Linked DNA regions of Homo sapiens: all the other regions are linked to region 3. A link is a contact called in ENCODE Hi-C or POLR2A ChIA-PET data. All regions are on one chromosome and are shown on one strand. The core of a region is the stretch at or near the end of the contact, and the rest is flanking DNA. Distances in the headings are between cores, read along the strand shown. Region 1 has its middle 70 kb from the start of GNE. Region 2 overlaps RNF38 (ring finger protein 38). Region 3 holds the start of RECK (reversion inducing cysteine rich protein with kazal motifs). Region 4 has its middle 5.0 kb from the start of TPM2. Region 5 holds the start of RNF38 (ring finger protein 38).

Region 1 (3,403 bases), core at 170-2,669, 290 kb before region 3:
GACAACTCCAAGTATACTGGAAGCCACTGAATTGTACACAGTAAGTGGATCAATTGTATGGTGCAATTATCTATAATTGAACTGTGTCTTAATAAAGCTGCTTTTAAAAAGTACGATGACATATACCCACCAGAAAATATCTATAATTAGAAAGATTAACAATACCATATGTTGGTGAGGATGTGAAGCAAACTGAAATTCTCATCTGCTGTTGATGGTAATATAAATTGGAACAACCAATTTAGACAACTGGTTGGCATTGTCTACTAAAGTTCATGCGCTATAACCCAGTCATTCTTCTTCTAGGTATATTCCTAATAAAATGCATGCATATGGGCACCAAAAGGCATGTACAATAATGTTCATAGCAGGCTATAAAAGCCCAACCCTGGAAACAATCCAAATGTTTATCGACCATAGGACTGATGATAAATTATGGTTGAGCTTTACAATGGTTTTTATACAGCAAAGAGAAAACCAACTACACCAAGCAACATGGGTAAATGTTGCTAATGTATTGAATAAGATCCAAAAGAACACACTCTTGTGTCTTATTCAATATACTTGTGAGAATATTCTTACAAATTGTTCCAGTCATAGAAATATCAACAAGCAGAATTGATCTGTGATGTGAGAAGACGTGACCGTGATTACCCTAGCCAGGCAGTCGTGACCTACAGGAGTTCAGGGCATGAGGAGGCATCTGGGCTGTCAGTCATTTTTTATTTGTTGATCTACGTGCTTGGTTACACAAATGGTTCAATTTGAGAAATTCATTGTTCAATCTTCTGTATCATTTTATAAACTTTTTTTTTTGAGTTTTGCTCTTGTTGCCCAGGCTGAAGTGCAGTGGCGCGATCTCGACTCACTGCAGTGTCCGCCTTCCAGGTTCAAGTGATTCTCCTGCCTCAGCCTCCCAAGTAGCTGGAACTACAGGCATGCGCCACCATGCCCGGCTAATTTTTTTTTGTATTTTTAGTAGAGACAGGGTTTCTCCATGTTGGTTGGTCAGGCTGGTTTCGAATTCCTCAGGTGATCTGCCCGCCTCGGACTCCCAAAGTGCTGAGATTACAGGCATGAGCCACCGCACCCGGCTATAAATTTCATTAAAAAAATAAGTGGTAGACCCCACTCTGTGACACTTTATAGAAGTACAGCTGTACAATGCAAGGGCAGATGAATTTTTATCATCTTAAATGACAGCTTTATCAATATCCCTAATGCTGTACTACATAAAACCTAAACAAGTCCTCCATATCACTTTCCTCATCCCAAAACATGTTTTTAACTTGCTTTTTAAGTAAAAAAGTATCAGAGCAGCAATATTTCTATTAGAATATTGCCACTATGCTAGTAAAGTATTTATGCATGACATTTACACCAGGAGGCGCTGTTGTTCAAAACCAAGTTCCAAATACAGTACAAGCTTCTTAATGCACAGGTCAGGACTGACACGGTTATAAACAGTTAATGTGCTTTCATATTGCTTTTATTCGTGGAAAGCATACATTAGAAATCTGCCTGCCAGAATAGTCCAGGATCGCTACAGCTTACAACCTCATTCCTTCTTGAGCAATGTTGTGTTTATTCCCTGCAGAGTGGGGCTTCTAAAAGTTTATGTGGTTTTTGAATATTTAATAACGGATTTTTTTTTTCTGGTTGTATTCTTTTTTTTTCTTTTGAGACAGAGTCTCATTCTGTCGCCCAGGCTGGAGTGCAGTGGTATGATCTCAGCTCACTGCAAACTCCACCTCCCGGGTTCAAGTGATTCTCCTGCCTCAGCCTCCCGAGTAGCTGGGATTACAGGCACCCACTATGACACCCGGCTAATTTTTGTATTTTTAGTAGAGACAGGGTTTCACCATGTTGGACAGGCTGGTCTCGAACTCCTGACCTCAAGTGATCCGCCCGCCTCAGCCTCCCAAAGTGCTGGGATTACAGGCGTGAGGCACCGTGCCTAGCTTTGGTTGCATTCCAAAATGCAAATTTGTTTAGCTTTAAAATCAAGCCTCCTCTGTGCTGAACAAGACTGATTGCTGCATATGAATTCCACTCCCATGCTCCTTCCACAGTGCCATAGGTACGGTTGAGACTGGAGCTACCATGTCGGCCGAGGCCTGCCTCTCCCAACCACAGGTTTGCCAGTGGCTTCCTAAATGTCAGGTCTAATAAACACGTTCCAGTCTTTGTGCTGCTGGACTGCTCTGTGGTGTGAGACTCTCTGCATATCGAGGTGTGGAGGCCTGGCAGGGACAGGCCAGAGGAAGGCTGCTGCGGCTCCCATGACTCGCCCTTTGGCTGTCATGTGATACTCCTCTCACTAAATCCTCAGTGTTGCTCTCTGAGTTCTTTCTCCTGAGTTTCTTTTTCTCTGGCCCACCCGTTCCCATCAGGGCTCACCAGGATATGACCCTCACCATTTTCCCATTCTGCGCACTCTTCCTGGAGCTAGTGCATCCTCTCCTACTTGCATCAGCAACCTTTTTACAGTTCCCCTAACACAGAGATTCCTATCTCCAGTCCCACTTCTCCTTGTGTTTCCTGCTAAACATCTCCTCCTGAAGTTATCCTCCTGAATATCCTGTAGGCCAAGTTGTCCAACCCATGGCCCGCGGGCCCACATGCAGCCCGGGACAGCTTTGAATGTGGCCCAACACAAATTCCTTATCTTTCTTAAAACATGAGATTTTTTGGCAATTTTTTTTCAGCTCATCAGCTATCATTAGTGATAGAGTTTTATGTGCGGCCCAGAAAAGCCAAAAGATTGGACACCCCAGCTGTAGGCACTCAAACTCAACATATCCAAATATGGACTCTTCAAACTTCCCCGCAAACACATTTCTTCTCCTGTACTGCCTGGCTCCATTGCTGGCCTACCATTCACCGGATACCCTAGCCAGAAACAGGAGGGTCATCCTTGACTCTTTCATCTTCTGCCTCCCCAACGCCTAGTGAACGGTCCTTTCCTCTCCCTTTCCTCCACAGCCCTAGTTCAGGCCCCATCATCTCCTGCCTTTCCACGATCTCGCTTCCTGCTTTGTACCCCTCACTTTCATATTCAGACCTCTGCACAGCCTCCAGAGGGAATCACTCAAATACAACCTGATCGTGGCCCCTTTACCCCCGACTCCCACCCATAGCTCCAAACCCTTAAATGGCTCTCCCCTGCCACAGGACAAAGTCCAATCTTATTAGATGCTCCCCTTCGCAACAAGAGCCTTCTTAACCTGCTCCTGATGATGGCTCCAGCCTTGGCTGCCAGGACTCCCTTGCCCGGCATACTACACTCTGGCAGCGTCAGCCTGTTCCCAGTTCCCCGAGACACACTGGGCCCCACATTCCCCTCTGCCTGGAAGTCCTCTTCCTCCCTCCTCTGTCTTCTCCCCTGACTCAATTCTGGTAT
Region 2 (3,822 bases), core at 1,163-3,662, 350 kb before region 3:
GGCCAACATGGTGAAACCCCATCTCTACTAAAAATACAAAAATTATCCGGATGTGGTGGCACATGCCTGTAATCCCTGCTACTCGGGAGGCTGAGGCAGGAGAATCACTTGAATCCGGGAGGCGGAGGTTACTGTGAGCCGAGATCGCGCCATTGCACTCCAGCCTGGATGACAAGAGCGAAACTGTCTCCAAAAAAAAAAAAAAAAGCTGTAGTGGATCAGACCAGCAGCAGACCACCAAACAGTGACTGTGACCTCTTTTTGGTGCAAGTTTGGCTTTGGGAAGTGCTTTGGAGCTACTTCTTGGTCCACCCACTGAGCTGGTTATCGGTTGTTGTATAAAATCCACTTTTCCTCTCATAACAAAATCTGATCAAGAAATGGTTCCTTGTTCTTGTGTAGAATAAGAGAAGATGATACTTCAAAACGATTTTTTTTTTTTAAATTTTCGGTTAGCTCATGAGGCACCCACTTAACCGAGCTTTTTCACTTTTCCAATTTGCTTCAAATGCCAACCTACCATAGCATAGAACAATTCATGTTGAGTTCTTCGGCAACTTCGCATGTAGTTGTAAGAGGATCAGCTCGATGATTGCTCTCAATTGGTCATTGTCAACTTCTGATGGCCAGCCATGCTCCTCATCTTCAAGGCTCTCGCCTCCCTTGCAGAACTTCTTGAACCACCACTGCACTGTATATTCGTTAGCAGTTCCTGGGCCAAATGCATTGTTGATGTTGCAAGTTGTCTCTGCTGCTTTATGACCCACCTTGAACTAAAATAAGAAAATTGCTTGAATTTGCTTTTTGTCTAACATCATTTCCTTAGCCTAAAATAAACATAAATAGCAAGTAATAAGTCATTAACAAAGAACATAAAGTGAGAAATTCCCATTAAAATGATATATAACATAACCACATTTATTTAAGAACGTATTCCAATACCAAACGGCAAATTCCAACACTGCATAAACTGCAGTTATTTTTGCACTCACCTAATACATCTGGTGGATATTTTTCAGCCCTTCATCCTGCATCCTTGAAACCTCCTTCGCCTGGCTTCCATCACACTCCACCCTCCTGCTAATCAAGTACCCAGCATTAAATGTTGGTGTTTCTTAGGTTTCCGTATTGGGCCTTGTTTTCATTACATAAACTTTTGAGGGGCAATTTTGTCTATGTCTGCAGCTTCATGAATGATGATCTGTATATCAACACTCCTAAATTTATATTCCTACCCTCTGAGCTTCAGCTGTTTACAGAACACCTCCAGGCGGGGTATCTCTCAAAGGATCTCTTGATTTCAGGTTGTTTTAGTATCTTTCCTATTTTCACTGGTTTCATGTTTATACTTTAGATTTTTTGTTTTAGTCTCTTATCTATAATTATAGCTTAAAATTATTATAGTTACAGATACATGAGTAGAATCTAGTATTCTGGTAGAAATATAGTGATACTTACAATTGTAGCATCAAGCTAAATTAGTTTTTGTGAACCAGTGATGTTTTGTGTAATTAGGAACTGTGAAAAATATAGTATATAACATCACTAGTCTGTTACTCAAATACTAGCCATGCAGGCCTCCTTAGACTTAGGAAACCACTTTATTTATAGTTCCTGTGTTTTGGTGGACTAGCAGTTATAGCCAATGATAGGAAAATACCGTATTTTACTATTCATCATGGTGTGATTGCAATACGTTATACTACTAGAGTGCCTTTCTGAGCAGCCACTGCATATCAAACTGTTATTTTCTTTGGGCTTCGGTTTAAAAAAAAAAAAACTTGGCACGTATCAAAGAGCAAAATTTTTTTGTTTCTGCATGTTTATGGTAACTTTTGAAAACAACATGGTAACTTTTGAAAACAACATTCAGAGCCTCTTCTATATCTGCAAGTAAAATAACATTTCAGGAGAATATATTAGTTGTCTGGTTGAGAGACAGAATTTCATTGCAAAATTGTGATCTGAGGAGTATAAGAATTATACATCAAATGAAAGTCCTATGTGAAATGAGACTGTGTACATTATGTAGTTCAAGGGCAGCATGTTCACTGAACTGCCTTAAAAAGTTTCAGTTTCACTAATAGAAACACATTTAGGCCGGCCGTGGTGGCTCATGCTTATAATCCCAGCACTTTGGGAGGCTGAAGTGGGCGGATCATGAGGTCAAGAAATAAAGACTGTCTTGGCCAACATGGTGAAATACATCTCTACTAAAAATACAAAAATTGGCTGGTGCGCGCCTGTAGTCCCAGCTACTTGGTAGACTGAGGCAGGAGAATCGCCTAAACCCAGGAGGCGGAGGTTGCAGTGAGCTGAGATCGCGCCACTGCACTCCAGCCTGGCAGCAGAGCGAGACTCTGTCTCAGCAACCAAAAAACCACATTTTACGTATTATCTGGACATAGTTTAAAAATGAAAACCTCAGCTTGTGGAGAATAAAATGAGGTAATGTTAGAAGTCATTTTGTAAACTATTGTGTGATCCAAATATAAAATTCTTAATTTTCTGCTTTCCCCAGCTTATATCCATCTTCTGCAAAACAAAAAAGGATCTTGTCTTATTTTTTAGTAACAAGTTGCTTATATAGAGTGTTGATTTCTAAGTGTTTTCACATTTATTTAAAATGAATAAAATTTAGTGAGAGTTTGCTCTTCCTGGGCCCTTTGCATTTAACTGTTTTTCCTTAATTGTGGAATAAGAAACTTCATTTTTGTTAAAGGTAATTAAGGCAAGTAGAGAAAGTCTGGGAGTTTAAAGGAGAATTGAAGATTCTTAACTCATGCTGTGCTTATTTGTAAATCTAAGGTGAAGAGTAGTCCTGACTGATTAGAAAGAGGACCAGGTTCTTGAGAAATTCCATTTCCCCACACAAGTTGCCTCTTTGCTGCTTTGGGAAGGAAGTCCTTAGGGCTCACTAGTGGTTGCCATTAGAGGCATGTTGTAGTCACTGAGTAGAACTTGAAACCTGTTTCTGTTTTGGGAAAAGTTTGTCTGGCTCAGCATCTCCTATTATCTCTAAGACTTGCTGATATATATATAAACCCAAGATATATATTACATATAAAATTGTTTTTCTTTAGCCTTTAATGACTTCTGACTTGTTCATCTGGAATTATGGAATGCATTCTTATGCCTGCCTCAGGTTCATTTCACTTCTGTTGATGTTTTGGTAATAAAAATGGTTTGGTGTTAATAGAGGTGTACTCCTAGACTCATTTTTATCAGATTTAATGCTAAGCATAAAACCTGCCTTTCCTTCCTTCCTCCCATTATGACCTCTTTGACCTCCCTTGATCCCTAAATCTGTAGCAGTGTTCTATACTGTAATGTCTGTACAACGTTCTATATTATTAAATAATAGAGACAGTACTTGTACCAGATTTGAATCAACATCTTATGAATTTTAAATTGTCAACACTTGGTACTTTGAAAAGTTGGTCCACTGGCCTAGAATCAACAAGGAGAGGAGGGAAAGAACTTCTCTGCCTGATAATTCAAAATCTAAATTATCCAAGCATCATCACCTGGGATAATAGTAGAGATGACAGTTCATGGACCTCTGGTCCAGACTTTCTGAATTAGAGACGGGGGAGTGAGGCCAGCAAGCAATCTGGTGTTTCTGAAGCATGAAGGTTTGAGAACTACTGGCATAGGTATTAATGGAAAGACCCAACTCTGTGAAAACATTTTAAAGAGGTTTATTCTGAGACAATATGAGTGACCATGGTCTGGGAAACAGTCTCAGGAGGTCCCAAGGAAATGTACCCACTACAGTCGAATTACAGTTTTAGGGAGGCAGGAGTTACAAAGTCATAAATC
Region 3 (3,446 bases), core at 11-2,510:
CCCGGCTAATTTTTGTATTTTTAGTAGAAACGGGGTTTCACTATGTTAAGCAGGATGGCCTCGAACTCCTGGGCTCAAGGGATCCGCCCGCCTCCACCTCCCAAAGTGCTGGGATTACAGGGGAGAGCCTACCGCACCCGGCTGACTTTGCTTTTTTTTTTTTTTTTTTTAAGGTGTCTCTGCCTGTCTCCCTGTAAGCAATGCACTTCACCACTTTTGCATGCACACGTCCTAGCCATCTTTCAATGTCTAGTACAGCTAGGGGGAATCACTCCACTTTCCACTCATCCTAGGTCGATGTCCTCTCTCCCTCTGTGCACTCATACATGGCCCTTCATTTCCTCTGGACATTTCTGCCTTGAATTCGAGTTACTTCAATCTCCTGCTGTACCCCATCTCCTACCGAGAGAGCTTTTGGACGGAAGGAGTCGGCGTGCACTCAAAAGGCCAGCAAGCGGGAAGCAATCAATAAGCACTTAACAGTTTCCTATCCATCCTTGGTTTAGTTCTTGTAGAGCAAGAATTTCTCTCCTCAAGCCTGCCAGCCCCCGGGGGACAGGGTTTACTGATTTTTAATGTCTCCTGCCCGAGTCCAGGACCCACCACGCGGGCTGTGGGGACCGTCAGTGCTCACCGCCACCAAGGTCGTTATGAACCAAGTGCGGGTCAAGTAACAAGTAACAATAACTAACTAGGGCCGCGGTAGGGCGGCTGCGTATCCGAAATCCCATCTAAACCTCGCGACGATCCTGGGCGGGGGCATCGCACCCTTTTCTGACAAGCAGCAGAGGCAAGCGAAGGGGTCAGTGCCGAAGAGGGGGCCCGTGTCGGTGGGTGACAGACCAAGGCCTCAAACCCGAGTCACCGCCCAGAAGATCTTGGGGCGGAGAGAGTTCCTCACTCGCCCCGCCTCGGCACCAGCCTCTGGAGCGCTGAGACCTGGGGTCCCGGGGTCGCCGGACGTGGGCAGGGTCTGGGGGTCGCGCGCACCCCCGCCCCCTGCCCCGCGCCATCTTGGAGCGCTGTGGCGGCCGCTCCCGACAGCTTCGAACCGTTGCTCTGGAGGTTACTCACCCGCACTGCCCGGAGCCAGGCCCCCTGCCACCTCCGCGACCCCCGCCACGGCCAGCAGAAGGAGCAGCGCACCTCGCAGAGAGGCCCGGACGGTCGCCATGTCCGGGCCGGGCGGCTCCAGAGCCGCGGGATGCTCGGACCCAGCTTGGCCGCAGCCGCTGCCGCCGCTACCGCCGCCGCTCGCGCGAGGCCCCGCCCCCAGCGCCCGGCCCTTTGGTGACTGGCTGCGGCCCGCTCAAGCCCCGCCCCCTGCCTCACAGTGTTTCCAAAACCTCCCGGGGGCGGGAACGTGCCCCGTACCAGGGCTCTTTGTTATGGCCCAACTGTGTGTCGGCTTCTGCCAGGAGTCCACCAGCCCACGTTCTCCCAGAGTGAAGTCAGAGGATGTCAGAGCTGGGAGAGTCATTAGAAAACCTCTGCCACCTCCTGAGGTTTCGGGCCACTGAGGTGAGAGAGGAGACTGACCTTACTCAAGATCACACTGCAAGTTCACCTGAGAACAAGGGCTTAGTCCAAGGCCGAACCAAAGGGGCTTCTCTCCTTCATGTACCCTCAGTAATACTCGCAATATTCTTTCTGCCGAGACGCTGCCTCGCACCCAAAGAAAGCATGTCACCCGGGATCCTTCGGCCTCCCGCAGACACGGCCCCCTGACAAGGGTTCATCACTAGAGCTCTTTGGCACTATAGCCTCAATGTGTCTTTGTTGTACTTTAAAAATTATTTATTTATTTATTTAGGCAAGAGTCGCTCTGTCGCCCAAGCTGGGGTGCAGTGGCGCGATCTCGGCTCACTGCAACCTCCGCCTCCCGGGCTCAAGCGATCCTCCCACCTCAGCCTCCTGAATAGCTGGGACCACGGGCGCAGGTGACCACGCCTGGCTAATTTTTATATTTTTTTTGCAGAGAAGGGGTTTCACCATATTTCTCAAGCTGGTCTCGAACTCCTCGCCTCAAGCAATCCCCCAGCCTCCTCCTCCCAAAGTACGGGGATTGCAGGCGTGAGCCACTGTGCCTGGCCTTGATGTTACTATTAAGCACCTATTCCTGATAGGAAAAGAGGATAGGAGAACGCTTGTATACCTAGATGTGGAAAGCCTTGAATATCCGGCTGAGAAGTATAGACTTTGTCCAAGAGACAAGTTGGAAGTGGGTCCCACCCCACCCATCAGCCCAGCAGCTACGTGGAGAATGTTTAAGCCACTGGCTAGCAAAGCTAATTCATTGTCTCTTTTTTTCTCTGTGTGTTCCTGAATTAAACCCTTTTTCCTCCTTTTTTGAAAAAGCATGACCACCGTTTTAAATTCTCATGAAGACACCTGGGGCTAAATTACTTAAAACATTTTTAAAATTCCTTAATATTATTAAATATCCAGTCATTATTTACATTTTTCTTATTGTCTCATGATTTCTTTTTACAATTTTTCAAGTTCTAAACAAAATCCATATATTAAAGTTGGTTTTTATGTTTTTGGGCTCTTACATTTATCCTCTCTTTCGAGTTTACAAAAGGAAAACATGAATAAGTTAAAATATCTAAAACATCTCCTCTGATGACTCTGTTGCTTCTGTGTACAAGGTAAACTGAGGCACAATAAAATTTTAAAGTTTACTTCAGCACGCGGTGATTCATGAATTGAGAAGCTGCAAACCAGAAGTGGTTCTGGGGCTCAGCTCTGTCGAAGAAGCAGATTTTTACAGAGTGAATGGGAAAGTAATAAAAAGAAAATATTTGATTGGTTACAGTTATAAAGTTGCCTTATTTGGTCTATCCCACTAAAAAGCCTCTAGTTATACAAGTTTGTGGACTACTTCTGATTGGTTGAGCTTGTTCTGTTTTTCTTTAATATATGCATTTACAAGAAATAGCTCAGATTAACTCAAGTAAGTTTAAGGTCACTTATGAGGACTAAATTGACTATCTGCTCAGGAATTCTGCAGACCTGGTCTTCATTTTAATTTATTTTAACAATTCCCCTCTGAGAGTAATAGTACCACTATTGACACAGTCACTGGGCCAAAGAGTCATGATGCTATCATTATTAACAGTTGCGGCTGGGCGCAGTTGCTCATGCCTGTAATTCCAGCACTTTGGGAGGCCAAGGTGGGAGGATAACTTCAGCCCAGGAGTTTGAGGCCAGCCCAGGCAACGTTGTCAGACCCCCATCTCAATTAAAAGAAAAAAAAAAATAAGTAGTTACATTGGGATGTAGAATCACATGTAGGCTTTGGCAGTTGGGGTAAGTTCTTCAAGTTGTCTAATCCTGATGGCAATCATTTGATGTGTGGCTGCTGGAAAGCATTAAAACTCTTGACAGGGGCTGGGCGCGGTGGCTCATGCCTGTAATCCCAGCACTTTGGAAGGCCAAGGTGG
Region 4 (3,761 bases), core at 443-2,942, 340 kb after region 3:
GACCCAGGTGTGAGAATTTATTGTTAGAGGGGGCAGAGCTCCCCTAGTGGCCAGGAAGGTGCTAGCAGCCCTGTTCCAGCCACCCTGCTTATCTGGTGGGTCAGTGGAAAGAGGCAGTCAGAGAGGTGGATGCTGTGTGCTTCCACGTCCCCATCCAGCCACTCTGTCCATAATGCATGGACTCTCTGACAGTCGTCTTAGGTTGGCAACTATTTTCATGCGTGATTCTTTAGTCAGCCCTACCGCCCAGTACATTATTTCCTCAAGTAGAACACAAACGCCACCCATCTGCTACTAACACCTTCTACTCCCACCACATTAGGGAAAGCTTGAAGTAGATGGAATGTAGCTGGTAACGGTGGTTCGAGCCTCTAATCCCAGCTACTTAAAAGGCTGAGGCAGGAGGACTGCTTGAGACCAGGAGTTCAAGGCTGCAGTGAGCTATGATGGTGCCACTGTGCACCAGCCTGGGTGACGGAGTGAGAGCCCTTCTCTAAGAAAGTAGATGGAACTCTAGGACAGCCCATTAGGGATGGTGCCAACCTCCTACCATCACTCCTATCACCTGTGATTCATTCATTCAATATTTACTAAGCCATGCTTGTGCTAAGCACTGGAAAATTGAGATGTATTATCACTTCTCTGACGCAGAGGACTGGCAACTCCAGTACATACTGTGGGGGCTCCCTAATCCCAGATTCAATGTCATAGTATCAGTTGAGGACCTTGGAGATCAAATCCCTTCTATAACCTCCCCGACAAGTGGCAGTCTAGACTTTGAACTCCAGCTAGGAGCCCAGGACAGCTGCTTACTCCTGTTACCATTTCCTTGTCATGTCCTCAGGAACTGGGACCAATCACATACTTCTCACTAGTGATACCTTGGGAGCCATCTGGGGAGAGGCTTTAAAACCTATTAAACCAGCAGCTCTTCAAATGTGGTCCTCAGACCCCTAGGGTTCCCTAAGACCTTTTCAGGGGTCCATAGGTCAAAATTATTTTCATAAAAATACCAAGACATTATTTTCCTTAGCTGGGGATGGTGGTGCACACCTGTAATTCCCAGCTACTTGGGAGGCTGAGGCACCAGAATTGCTTGAACCTGTGATGCGGAGGTTGCAGTGAGCCAAGATCACGCCACTGCACTCCAGCCTGGGCAACAGAGCAAGACTCAAAAAAAATGTCCTTGATGAAGTAAAAAAAAAAAATTTTTTTTTTTTTTTGAGACGGAGTCTCGGTCTGTAGCCCAGGCTGGAGTGTAGTGGCGTGATCTCGGCTCACTGCAACCTCCACCTCCTGTGTCCCGGTTCAAGCAATTCTCCTGCCTCAGCCTCCCGAGAAGCTGGGATTACAGGCACATGCCATCATGCCCAGCTAATTTTTGTATTTTTAGTAGAGACAGGGTTTCACCATGTTGGCCAGACTGGTCTTGAACTCCTGACCTCATGATCTGCCTGCCTCAGGCTCCCAAAGTGCTGGGATTACAGGCGTGAGCCACCACGCCCAGCCTAAATGTATTAATTTAATTAAACCTTAATCCTTAAGGAAAAGGCTTTTCAACATTCTGTCTGATAAAGTGGGAAGTATGCATAAGACATTTTGCATACCAAAGTATGATGGTTTTCTGGAGGAAATAACTTAGGCCATTCTTTGAGTTGTGAGCTGAACTAGCTGCTCTTTTATGGAATGCCACGTTTACTCAAAAGAATGGCCGACAAACTGTGGTTATCAGATTTAGGTAGCTGGCAGAACTTTTCTAAAAAGGAACAAAGTGAGTCTGTCACTTCAGGGAAAAATCTGACAGTGTTTGTTGCCAATGATATAATTCAAGCTTTCAAGTGAAAAATCGAATTTTGGAACACTTGTATTTGCTACATGAGCTTCACAGCTTCCCAAAATTTAAAACTTAAAGACTTTACTGTTCTCCAGTATAATACTATGAAGAAAAACAAAGACTTTACTGTTGAAACCTATTGTGATTTTTTTAAAATTTATTTATTTATTTATTTATTTATTTTTGAGACAGAGTCTCGCTCTGTTCCCCAGGCTGGAATGCAGTGGTGCAATCTCAGCTCACTGCAACTTCCACCTCCCAGGTTCAAGCAATTCTCCTGCCTCAGCCTCCTGAGTAGCTGGGACTACAGGCGCCCGCCACCACACCCAGCTAACTTTTTGTATTTTTAGTAGAGACAGGGTTTTGCCATGTTGCCCAGGCTGGTCTCGAACTCCTGAGCTCAGGCAATCCACCCACCTCGGCCTCCCAAAGTGCTGGGATTACAGGTATGAGCCACCGCACCTGGCCTGAAACCTATTGTGATTTTTAAAATAATGTATAATGAAACATTAATATTTGGAAGATTTGCATAGCTCAGTGAATCAATTATTTTCCATATGACGAATGCACGGTGTTACAAAATTATGCATGGGTAAAAGATCCAATCAGGTGCAGTTCAGAAAAACGGATTTTTTTTTTTTTTTTGAGACAGAGTCTTGCTCTGTCACCCAAGCTGGAGTGCAGTGGTGCAATCTCGGCTAACTGCAACCTTCGCCTCGCAGGTTCAAGTGATTCCCCTGCCTCAGCCTCCCGAGTGGCTGGGATTACAGGCGTGTGCCACCACCACACCTGACTAATTTTTGTAGTTTTAGTAGAGACGGGAGGGTTTCACCATGTTGGCCAGGCTGGTCTCGAACTCCTGACCTCAGGTGATCCACCCACCTTGGCGTCACAAAGTGCTGGGATTACAGGCGTGAGCCACCACACTTGGCCAAAACAACGGATTTTAGTTTAACAGTACAAAAAGGTCACTGATATGGTTTCACATTCTACATTGCAACTGCCCCTTAAGAAACTGCCAATTATCGGCCAGGCACAGTGGCTCAGGCCTGTAATTCCAGCACTTTGGGAGGCTGAGGCAGGAGGGTAGCTTGAGCCTAGGAGTTTGAGACCAACCTAGGCAACATAGTGGCACACCATCTCTATTTAAAAAAAAAAAAAAAAGGGCCGGGTATGATGGTGCACATGTGTAGTCCCAGCTACTGGAGGAGACTGAGGCGGAGAGAGCACTTGAGCCCAGAAGGTCAAGGCTGCAGTGAGCCAAGCCGTGATTGTGTCTCTGCACTACAGCCTGGGTGACAGAGCCAGACCTTGTCTCAAAAAAACATAAATATGCCAGGCCCGGCATGGTGGCTCACGCCTGTAATCCCAGCACTTTGGGAGGCCAAGGCAGGCAGATTATCTGAGTTCAGGAGTTCAAGACCAGCCTAGCTAACACAGTGAAACCCCGTCTCTACTAAAAATATAAAAAGTTATCTGGGCATGGTGGCGGGCGCCTATAGTTCCAGCTACTTGGGAGGCTGAGGCAGGAGAATGGCGTGAACCTGGGAGGCGGAGGTTGCAGTGAGCCGAGATTGTGCCACTGCACTCCAGCCTGGGCAACAGAGCGAGACTCCGTCTCAAAAAAACAAAACAAACAAACAAAAAATACAACAGTTAGCTGGGTGTGATGGCTTATGCCTGTAGTCCCAGCTACTCGGGAGGCTGAGGCGGGAGAATCACTTGAACCTGGGAGGCGGAGGTTGCAGTTAGCTGAGATCGCCCCACTGCACTCCAGCCTGGGTGACAGCGCGAGACTCTGTCTCAAAAAAATAAACAAATAATAATAATAATAAATAGGCCAGGCGTGGTGGTTCACGCCTGTAAGCCCAGCACTTTGGGAGGCCAAGGCAGGCGGATCACTTGAGGTCAGGAGTTCGAGACCAGC
Region 5 (3,832 bases), core at 1,026-3,525, 360 kb before region 3:
ACTTCAGGGTGGTCTGCGTTCTGTAGGGAGGATTTTTTTTTTTTTTTTTAAGCTTAGATTCTGGTGGAAGATCTGTAATTGGAAGGCGAATCCACAGTAGATTGCGATTTGTGAGGGATACAGAGGATAGAAAATAGGATACATTGGATAAACTTAAAGGTATGGTTGGCACTTTACCTTGAAGTGAAACAAACAAACAAAAAAAACAAGTTTAGATGTGATCATCTCCAAACTGGCTGCTTTGGGAGAGAGCCAGCCAGCTGGTTAACTGGGTTACATAATTCGAGTATGGGTTTGGGGTGGATATGTTCATAGGGACCTAATACCTCTTTCCAGCTTCTCTTTGTTTGTCCTGGAATTCCAAAACCTATGATGTTATTGCTGGAACTTTGATTCAGCAGTTGCTAAACACCTTCTCTTGTGTTTCTGGCACTAGACTTGGGCCTTGGGTTTAGTTTACACAGTCCCAACAGAGTCTGGGTGCTCAGTCTGATATGGGAGACAAGTGTACATAAATAATTACCATATAGTGTTGTTCATAAAGAGAATGTCCAAGGTCCAGAAGGTCCTGAAACAACATTTACTCTGATTTCCCCCATTTTCTACTGGTTGCAGCTGAGGCCCAGAGAGGGAAAGAGAGACTGGTTTAAGTAATGCCAAAAGAACTAGAACTTGAAAACCCGAGTTTTCTGTTGACTGGTCCTTAATAATTTTACTCTACCACCCTAAAATATGATCACCATCCTTGCGGGAAACATCTAATTTCTGCTTTAAAAAGTCCACCCCTTCCATGATGTCCTCTTGACTGCCCTCTCTCCTTAAGTCTGATACCACTTTACTATTTTTTCCTTGTATGGATTGTGCTTTTGTGGAAATTTTTATTTTCTCTCTTGTATCGTGATTATCAGGACAGGAGCCAAGCCGGCTTCAATCTTTGTTCTTATTTCCCCTCCCCAAGCGACATCTGAGCAACTGTCACACTTAAGGAAGCCTCGGACAAGTTGGGTTCGAACCTGTTGGCTTGCTGCATTGAGAGACACCTTTGTGTACTGCAATAAAAATTCTTACTTTTCGGGCCACGTGAATGCATTTATGCTGTAAGAACTACGTGAGGTCAGTTACTGTTTGATTGCGGAGTTTTGTAGGTAGGAGGCACGGAACAGTAGCAACAATTTACTAAGAGAAAATCTATAGGAATTGGAACAGGGCCCTGCGGTCCGCAGGGCAGCGGGGGGCGGGCTGGGGCGGGGCTGCGCAGTGGTGCTGCGCGCGGAGCTCTGTTGCCGGAACTGGTCCGAGTCGTGCGCCGGGCCGCGCGCAGCCCCGCCCCGCCCCGCCCCGCCCCCTTCCCCCTCGGGGTGGAAACAAAGGGGGTTCGGCGCGCGGTGCGGAGCCTGGGGGAAAAGGGAGGAGCGCTCCGGTGGTCTGGCGCGCTGGGCTCGCTAGGTTTGTGCTGGCGAGGGGACGGGGTGGGACGGGCGACCCGGACCCAAGAAGTGGGAGGACCGCGCGTGTCGCGGCCTAGCGGCGAGGGGAGTCGCCTGCGCGCGCAGCGGAGGCCAGTGCGCCGGCGCATAGGGAGCCCGGGTCTGTGATCGCCGAGGCGGGGTGAGGCGGGGTGCGGCGGGGCGCGGCGGGGCGGGGAGGGGCGTGGCCGGGCCGGGCCCCTAGTGCGGTGTTGCGGGACGGGGCCGAGGCCCGGTCGGTTGGGGCGTGGGGGCGGAGAGGATGGAGCCTCCGAGGCGTTAGGCGACTCTGTCATCTCTGGGCGTGCAGCCGTCGTTTCCTGGCGCGGCCCGTGTGATGGTGCCGGGAGGAAGGAAGCGCAGTGACAGTGCCTAAGTTGGAGCCGGGGTTCCGGGGGTGAGGAGGCCCGCGGACGGCGGATCTGGCGAGCTGGCCGCGGGCTGGGCGAGCAGTCACAATAGGAGGCGGCGGCCCAGCGAGGATCCGCGGGAGCTGCCCGGCAGGGCGGAGCCTCCCCTCGCAGGTACTGGCCGCCGCGGCCGTTGGCTGCAGCGCGAGGGCGGGACGGGCTGCGGGCCGTTGAGAGCCTGCGGGGCCGCGCCCGAGTCTTGGGCTAAGGTTTGCCTCGGCCGCCCGGCGCTCTTTGTTCCCGCGGTGGCGAGGAGGCGCGGTCTCAGCTCGCGGAGCCGCCGGCCCGCTGCCCGGCAGATGGCCTCGCTCTCTCGCTCCCTCCCTTTTTGCCGAGACGCAGGTGAAATGATGTCACCCAGGAGAACGCGGAACCCGGTCGAAAGGGTCCTCTCTGGCGTCCTTCTGCTTCCGTGGGTTTCTGGATAGGCTGCGTTTTGTTCTCAGGGGATGCAAGTTCTTCCTTTCAGGGTTGAAGCGTGAGAGAGGTTGGTTTTTGAAACGGGAGTGTTTCAGGTTATTGAGGTCCAAAAAGAAATAAAGTTTTTGTTTACGTCTGTATGGCTTGTAAGGTAAAGTATTTTTCTTTGTGTTGCAAAAATGATATATGCTATTATTCAGTAAAAGTTGGGTATGCTAATTCTACCGTAAGTAGAAACACACACATGTAATTATTGCCACCATTATATGAATTGCCATTTCTTTTTTCTTAAGCGGTGGACTTAACGTATGAAAACTTAAATGTATACAAAGCTCATAATACAGTTGTTACCTTAGAGTTGCAAGTCTGCTGTATTCTGTTTGGCCTTGATTGCGAGTGTTGTTATACTTGAAAATTTACCGTAAATTTTTTTCAATAGCAAACAAACCTTGTATGTAGGCTTTAAAAAAAATTCCCTTTTATAGGGACAGTTGGAATCGAAGTAAAATTGTTCCTATCTTCAGGGAACACCGTCTAATGGAAGAAATAGAACTTTTGTAGAGATAATACGAAACCACATACATATAGATGTCAGATCAGGTGTGGGAAGCTGGGACACACTTGGAATAAAAAGATGAAATTTCTGACTGGAAGTTTACCTGGGAATTGTGTCACTTCAGATACTCCTTTCTCTGGGGTTTATAAATATATATTTATAATATATTTATTTATAATATGGTATTATATAATATATTATATATATTTATAATATGGTATATTTCACCTTTTGCAAACCTGCTAATCATACATTGTTCATTCAATTTTAAGTTGATTTTTATGATATTTCTGTAAGACTTATTTCTAAGAGATTTGAAGGCCTTAGCGCCTATAGTTGAATAAGTTCTGCCACAGACTCGTCATGTGGGCCTCAGGCTCTCATCTGTAAAATATAAAAAAAGTTGGACTTAAATAATCTGTGGGTTTTCCACCTCTGACTTCGTCTGTGATTCTAGAAGGTAGTTCGTATTTCCATACTTGTTGGGCTTTATATGCCCATCTTGTTTTTATAGTTAAATTGTCAAGTATTACTCTGGGTGAATATTGAGGAGAATTTTCTCTACTAAAATAACCTAATTTTTGATGAAGAGTAAACAAGATGGCATAGTCAGACATAACTGACTGTTAGCATCATAATGTAGAGTGTAGATCTGTTGTCTCTCTGCCAACAGCATTGGATGAGGCTTTTAATTCATGTTACATTCCTAGGCTGTTTCTGTTTGTGCTCACTTTCTTTTTTTGAGGCTGTGAGTGGAAAGTGTGGGTGAGAAATTCTTATGATAAAAGTTTCTGAAATGATTAGGTACTTGCTCAGTATGGAAAGATTATTGGTCAAGATTATGTCTTCTAGTTTATTCCACCTATTTCTCTGTACTACCTCTAGTTTGGTTTAGGCCACCACCATTTTGTAATTCATCTTGCTGGAAAGGTAGTTCTTAATTAGTCTTGATTGTTGCGTTGTGTTTGTTTTGGTTTTCC

The links. A loop is a pair of places that touch in the nucleus more often than their neighbours do. ChIA-PET counts read pairs that join two places held with the same protein, here RNA polymerase II (POLR2A). Pooled maps may share reads with other maps.
Region 1: a loop to region 3 is called in a map of head of caudate nucleus, with 3 times the contacts of the local background. The contact joins the enhancer-like site here to the promoter of RECK in region 3. A Hi-C loop is called at or near these places in 1 of 168 maps with a recorded cell type or tissue (head of caudate nucleus) and 7 of 50 pooled maps. POLR2A ChIA-PET finds 5 or more read pairs at or near these places in 2 of 52 experiments (Panc1 and WTC11).
Region 2: a loop to region 3 is called in a pooled map, with 3 times the contacts of the local background. The contact joins the enhancer-like site here to the promoter of RECK in region 3. A Hi-C loop is called at or near these places in 1 of 168 maps with a recorded cell type or tissue (gastrocnemius medialis) and 1 of 50 pooled maps. POLR2A ChIA-PET finds 5 or more read pairs at or near these places in 4 of 52 experiments (BJ, H1, Panc1 and 1 more).
Region 4: POLR2A ChIA-PET joins it to region 3 with 16 read pairs in activated T-cell. The contact joins the enhancer-like site here to the promoter of RECK in region 3. POLR2A ChIA-PET finds 5 or more read pairs at or near these places in 3 of 52 experiments (AG04450, HEK293 and activated T-cell).
Region 5: a map of gastrocnemius medialis shows a loop between it and region 3 (4-fold over the local background). The contact joins the promoter of RNF38 here to the promoter of RECK in region 3. A Hi-C loop is called at or near these places in 1 of 168 maps with a recorded cell type or tissue (gastrocnemius medialis) and 6 of 50 pooled maps. POLR2A ChIA-PET finds 5 or more read pairs at or near these places in 2 of 52 experiments (BJ and Panc1).

The regions. Positions count from the first base shown.
Region 1 is chr9:36,326,992-36,330,394 of GRCh38, reverse strand. No RefSeq gene overlaps it. Among named protein-coding and RNA genes, the nearest start is that of GNE, 70 kb to the right of the region's middle. Within about 2 kb of position 1,419, at least 2 of the 41 ENCODE cell types and tissues checked have a DNase peak (open chromatin) inside an H3K27ac peak, as active enhancers do; they include Panc1, where a contact is called at or near this core.
Region 2 is chr9:36,381,766-36,385,587 of GRCh38, reverse strand. All of the region lies in intron 2 of RNF38 (ring finger protein 38), which reads left to right. Among named protein-coding and RNA genes, the nearest start is that of RNF38, 17 kb to the left of the region's middle. Within about 2 kb of position 2,412, at least 3 of the 41 ENCODE cell types and tissues checked have a DNase peak (open chromatin) inside an H3K27ac peak, as active enhancers do.
Region 3 is chr9:36,034,727-36,038,172 of GRCh38, reverse strand. RECK (reversion inducing cysteine rich protein with kazal motifs) reads right to left here and starts at 1,260. Exons shown (of 21, transcript NM_021111.3): 1 at 1,075-1,260. The coding sequence starts at 1,174. RefSeq lists silencers at 981-1,130, 1,141-1,340.
Region 4 is chr9:35,693,027-35,696,787 of GRCh38, reverse strand. No RefSeq gene overlaps it. Among named protein-coding and RNA genes, the nearest start is that of TPM2, 5.0 kb to the right of the region's middle. Within about 2 kb of position 1,692, at least 20 of the 41 ENCODE cell types and tissues checked have a DNase peak (open chromatin) inside an H3K27ac peak, as active enhancers do.
Region 5 is chr9:36,398,712-36,402,543 of GRCh38, reverse strand. RNF38 (ring finger protein 38) reads left to right here and starts at 2,275. Exons shown (of 12, transcript NM_022781.5): 1 at 2,275-2,447. The coding sequence starts at 2,436. It overlaps LOC124902152 (a long non-coding RNA gene), which reads left to right. Exons shown (of 2, transcript XR_007061475.1): 1 at 1-650; 2 at 959-1,079. RefSeq lists silencers at 1,216-1,675, 1,706-2,035 and an enhancer at 2,246-2,315.